Regions from separate parts of the Homo sapiens genome. Here region 2 is linked to region 1. The links are chromatin loops, found by intact Hi-C in ENCODE. Cell type or tissue: heart right ventricle. All regions are shown on one strand. Each heading gives the region's core, and the rest is flanking DNA. Links, peaks and the distances in the headings are about the cores only. Region 1 overlaps KSR1 (kinase suppressor of ras 1). Region 2 has its middle 33 kb from the start of LGALS9.

Region 1 (2,804 bases), core at 174-2,673:
CAAAAATAAACTCCTATTTTGCTCAGGCAAAAACCAGACATCTCTGCATTTCCAGACAATTAAAAGCAGACTCCAGAGGCACAGCTGTCTCCCTCCGCTCTGACTCATGAGAGAGGCCCCACAGCATAGCCACGTGCAGGAACGTGCTCCCAACCTGGAGGTGGGGGTGGGAAAGGGGGTCAAGGGTTGCCCAGGTGTCCTCTCCTCCCAAAGGGGCTTCTGCATCTCCCATCTTTTGGGGCCTCATTCAGAGCTGCGCTACATTTCTGCCTCCAGGAATGTCCCTTTCCTGAAGAGTGGGATCCCAGGACATCAGGTGGGGTTCTGGAGATGGCTAAAGTCTAGCGAAATCAGGCAGATGGCACCGCCTTCCCAGGGGTGCTGCTTTACCGTGGCAGCCCAGCAGGCCAGAGTCCCTGCTGGAGAGTCTCGGTGGGGAAGGGCAAGGTGGAGACAGGGCTCTTCATGGGGCTGCCTGTGGGCTGAGATGTGCTCAAGGTCTCTGATTCTCAGAGAGCAGCCACCAGCTGGGCTGAAGCCAGCCAGTCACTTTAAGGCCACCTGTCTTAGGGCTATTTCCTGAGGTGGTCACCAGCACCTCTGCTTCTGGACTATGGAGAGGCTGAACGGGCTAAGAGGTGGGTCAAAGAGGTCCACCCCCGATGGGGACAGCAACGCACACACGACTCCCAGGTGGTAGAGGGGATGGAAATGAATCTCTCTTACCAAACCTGGAGGAGACAAAAAGCAGAGAGGGGGATTACGTCACCACGCTGGCTCGGCGTGTTCCTAGAACACTACCCTTGGGCGGGAGCAGGCAAGGGGCTGGGACGTAGGACTCTGAGGCCTGGCTTGAGGCCAGACTGGCTGATTGACTCTGGGAACCCCTGCAATCTCTGTGGGGACATTTCCTCAATGGAAAGGACTAGAAGGGCATTCCCCAGGCCTCCCCAGGGGACATCTAAACTCAGTGCTGTGCACTTTAATACATTAGCTTACGTAAGCCTCGCCAGCAACCAAGCATGGTAATTAGAGTTCAGCCCATTTCACAGTCAAGAAAACTGAGCCTCAGGAGGCTCAGTAGGTCACATGGCTCACAGTGGGAGAGCCTGGCCCAGAGCCAGGCAAGAAAAGGGGTCAGTCAGCTGGAGAGACCAGGCCTGGTGGCTCATGCCTGTAATCCCAGAACTTTGAGAGGCTGACACGAGTGGATCACCTAGGTCAGGAATTCAAGACCAGCCTGGCCAAGGTGATGAAACCTTGTGTCTATTAAAAATACAAAAATTAGCCAGGTGTGGTGGCACATGCCTGTAATCCCAGCTACTCGGGAGGCTGAGGCAGGAGAATCGCTTGAATCCGGGAGGTGGAGGTTGCAGTGAGCCGAGATTGCGCCACTGCACTCCAGCCTGGGCAGCAGAGCAAGACTCCTTCTCAGAAAAAGAAAAAATAACTATCAGTTGGCAAGGGTGTGGCTGGACAGGAGGGCAGAGATAACAGCTGTGCAGAGCAGAGGTAGCCCCTGAAAGGAGAGTCAGGCAGGGACACACCCTGAGCCTCCCCAGGGGGCAGCCACTGCCCCTGAGAACACATGGAGCTGGAGGAAGCAGAGCACTCAGGGGTCACCAGAACAGCGAGGTGGCCTGAGCGTCACGTCAGTGCTGGTTCTGGTAGCTCTGCAGGGACTGGACTCAGAATCCCAGGGTCTGAGGCTCAGTCACTGGCTGGAGTTTGAGGCTAGTTGTGTCATCTGCCTGAAGCTGTGTCCCTGCCACCTTCTAGCATGGGAATGAGACCACAGCTTTCCTAATGCTCTTCTTGGGAGAAGACAGAAACACAGGGACTGGGTTGAGCCCACTGTGAGGCCTCCTCTGACTGACCCATGTTCGTGTGGCCATCATCACTGCATTCTACAGCCCCTTCTGGGTGGGACCCAGGCCCCAGCAGGACAGCCCGAGTGGGAGCAGCAGGGTCGGTGACACCTGGATCTCTCCTCCTTGGGCAGCATACTCAAACCCATCGGAGCTGTCCAGGCTCCATCCCATAAAGGACCCTAACAGCATGCACTGGGAGAGGGGATCAGGCCCGTTCCAAAGATGACTCCAAGGCCCAAGATACACCAGGGCCCAAGGAACCCCCTAGAAAAAGGGTGCCCTTATTGCTTCTCGGCCTTTTGGCTAAGATCAAGCGTAGGAAAGGGGTGCCCATGCCGAGGAGAGAAACCAGGTGCCCCAATCCTCAGGGGTACAAGAAGGTAAGAGGCACCCAAGGAAAACACTCCCTTTCTTTCTGTGCTGCCAAGGGTATACTGACAAGGGCAATCTTTGTAACAAAAAAGACAATGATCTAACGCCCATCAAGAAGGGACAAGATAAACTATACAACGAAATAATATGAACAAGTCAAACAAATGGGGTTTAATTAATTATAGACATACACAAAACTGCTAGCCTGGTTGGCTCCTGAAAGGGGAACCCTGTGACTGAATAAAAATGGTGGGGTAGAGTTTTCACCACGTACCCTGAGAAGCCACAGAGCTGCTGCGCTTTGGACCATGTGACTGTCTCACTTGTTCAAAATATATAGATAGAAAAATTTGTAAGTCAAAAACTAAACAAAAGAGTAAAACATTCCAAGATGTACTGACATGATGTTCTCAGAGATACCAAGGGAAGTTGAAAAAACAAGTCATGGGACAGAGTAGATGGTATGGTATCTGACAGTCACTAGTGGTTTCTGCCAAATATTCCAGTTCTCCCCTCCTGGGCGTGTGGGCAAAGAGCACTGTTTCATTCTCCTGTTCAGGT
Region 2 (2,804 bases), core at 32-2,531, 80 kb before region 1:
TCCCTCCAGGCACAGCTGTGACCTGCTCATTCCAATTTCGTGGAAATATTTCCACACACACAAAACTGTAAATAGCAATGGATGTGCTGAGAGGAGCTTGGACATAGGATAGGCAGTATTTTACAGGCAGAGCATCCAGGGCTTCCTGACGGGTTAGCTTCAGGGCTTGAGCAAGGAAGGAGAACCGAGGACAATGTGTTCAAATCTGTTCACTCACCTCCTCCGTGCCACACCTGTGCCGGGCACTGGAAGAGACAGATGAGCACAGAAGCCCTGGCCTGGGGGAGGTGTGGGAGGGAGCCCAGAGCATCTACTGGGAGCTGAGGGCTGATGTCCACCTGGGTACCATCCAGGTTCTCTGCATGGACAAGTACAGGGAGGCACAGCTGTTGCTGGTGGAGACCACCACATTTGGGAATGGAGACTTCCCCAGCAATGGAGAGGTGGGTGGCCTGAGGTCTGGCTGGTCTAGGAGGTTGTAGGGTGTGGGAGGACCCAGGAAAGGGTCCGGGGAATGAAGCAGGTCCTACAGAGGGCATTTGGGAGTCAGTGCTCAGGCCATCTGGGTCACTCAGGTCATTTGCCGGCCTCCATTGTAATTATTGCCATATGGGAGTGCCCCCTTTCCTATGACATATTTAATATATTTCTGTGAATGGCCTACCTGTTTGTATTTACAAATTCATGTTTAAAGGAAACTTGTGTCACTCTCACAAATGGAAAGCAGCAAAACTTAAATTCAATGAAAACAAAATGAAGTTAATGAATTTTAGCTAGATACTATTCCCTGGCCAAGGCCTGCTCCTTCTTTGTTTTTTAAAAGAGTACTAGGCAATGAGAGAGGCATTAAAGGTCTATTAGCACCAACTCAAGACTGTCTCTCCAGGGCTCAAAAGAATGAAAATGTAATTGAAGGGGAATAACTAAAAAATAAATTATGGAAAAGGGAGTAAATACTCACCATGGGATTTGACGCTAGTTCTGCTGGGTCACATACCTCCTGGAATCATCTTGGCTTCCTGGAAAGCCAGCCTTATTTCAGAGACTGTAGGACCAACTGTTGTTGCTTTTACCAGGTTCCAAACAAGAAGACAGAATCACGGCCTATTAGGAGGCCCTCTGGAGATGCCCAGGGCTGGATGGGAGGGGGCCAGGCTATTCTGGGTCTCCCACCAGGGGACAGGGCCCACACAAGTTGCTACAGTTTAGCTGGAGTGAGAGACAAGCTAAAATTCTCACCTGACAACCAGGTCCTTGGCCAGGTGGCCCCATATGTAAACCAACTTCCATTGTGGGCCAGGAGCCATCTCCTGCCATCTGTGGCCAGTTTTCCAGAGGAATGGAAAAAGCGGTGTTTTTTTTCATCTTGGCCTGAGAACTCTGTCATTTCCTCTCTTTCTAGAAACTGAAGAAATCCCTCTTCATGCTGAAAGAGCTCACCAACAAATTCAGGTAAAGCTTTTTCCCTCCTCCTGCAACTTCTAACCTTGCCCTGAGGACCCAAAGTCTGGCTCAGGGGATGGAACTGGGTGCGCATACGGGGTCTTCTCAGAGCTGACCAGGCACAGAGGGACCCTGGGCCAGAGGTTTGCCCTCGGAGTGTGTCACGGGTCAAGCCACAGAAACCAAGTCCCTCTCACGGGTCTGCAGGCCAAGCATGGGGTGGTCATGGGAGTTGGTGACAAGGCTCAGGGGTTGGGAGGACTAGAAGGGGCTGCAGCTCCATGCTCCAGCTGGATGGGGAGAGTCTGTGGCTGGCCCTCCAGGCTGTTGGTGCTGGGTGCTGGGTGCCAGGTGTTGCTTGCATGGGACATGAGTCTCTGTGTGTTTCCTTGGGCAGGTATGCCATGTTTGGCCTCAGCTCCAGCAAGTACCCTCAGTTCTGTGCCTTTGCTCATGACCTCACCCAGTAGCTGTCCCACCTGGGGGCCTCTCAGCTCACCCCGATGGGGGAAGAGGATGAGGTCAGTGGGCAGAGGATGCCTTCCGCAGCTGGGCCATGCAAACCTTCAAGGTCGGTTCCCAGCCAGAGCTGCTCCACAGCAGGGACATGACAGGGTGCATTCAACCTAGGACATCTGTGCTGGGTGTCCCAGGTGCCATGACCTCTGCCCCTGGTCCTGTAGATGTGGTCCCAGGCATGAGCCAGGGCCACAGGCCTGAGGGCTTAGGTCACTGCTGCTCTCCCTCAGGCCCTTAGAAGAGCTCCACCTTGTGCACACAACTCTGGGGGAGAAGGTGGCACAGATACCCCCCTGCCCTTAGGGAGCTTCTAGTTTAAGGTCTCCCCCACTGACTACCTAGGTCACCTTTTAACTACTGTGTCTGTTTCAGTCTCACAGCCATAGAGAGCCTAGGGACAGGCACCACACAGTGGCAGATCCACTTTGGATCCACTCAGTATCTCCATAGCTCTTTACTGCTATGGTTGGCCCCAGTCATTTAGGGAACTCATCACTCATGCAGAGCGTCACTCAGCAGTGGTGCTTAGGAGCATCAGCTTGCATCGGGGCAGGCTTGGTTCCAAAGCCCAGGCCTCCTCCATGTGGTTCCACAACAGGAAAAGGGAACAATCAGACCTCTTCCAGTGTGGTCATGAGGATACAAGAAGATCATGTCAATATTGGCATTCATAATGGCCAGACACTGTGGCGCATGCCTGTAATCCCAGCAATTTGGGAGGCTGAGGTGGGCAGATGGCGTGAGCCCCAGAATTTGAAACCAGCCTGGGCAACATGGCAAAACCAGTCTCTTCTGAAAATACAAAAAATTGGCTAGGCTTAGTGGTGCACATCTGTAGTCTC

What was found. A loop is a pair of places that touch in the nucleus more often than their neighbours do. Peaks named below come from ENCODE experiments on the same cell type or tissue, not always from the same donor. Only the 100,000 strongest peaks of a DNase experiment are listed, where the experiment ranks them.
Region 2: a loop joins it to region 1, with 2.1 times the contacts of the local background. A loop is called at or near these places in 1 of 110 quality-filtered maps.

What each region holds. Positions count from the first base shown.
Region 1 is chr17:27,583,584-27,586,387 of GRCh38, reverse strand. It overlaps KSR1 (kinase suppressor of ras 1), which reads right to left. Exons shown (of 21, transcript NM_001394583.1): 5 at 727-731. Among named protein-coding and RNA genes, the nearest start is that of LGALS9, 46 kb to the left of the region's middle. In heart right ventricle, for the core only: no CTCF peak of the experiment used is centred there; no DNase peak of the experiment used is centred there; H3K27ac peaks cover 668 bases.
Region 2 is chr17:27,663,252-27,666,055 of GRCh38, reverse strand. It overlaps the pseudogene NOS2P1. Among named protein-coding and RNA genes, the nearest start is that of LGALS9, 33 kb to the right of the region's middle. In heart right ventricle, for the core only: no CTCF peak of the experiment used is centred there; no DNase peak of the experiment used is centred there.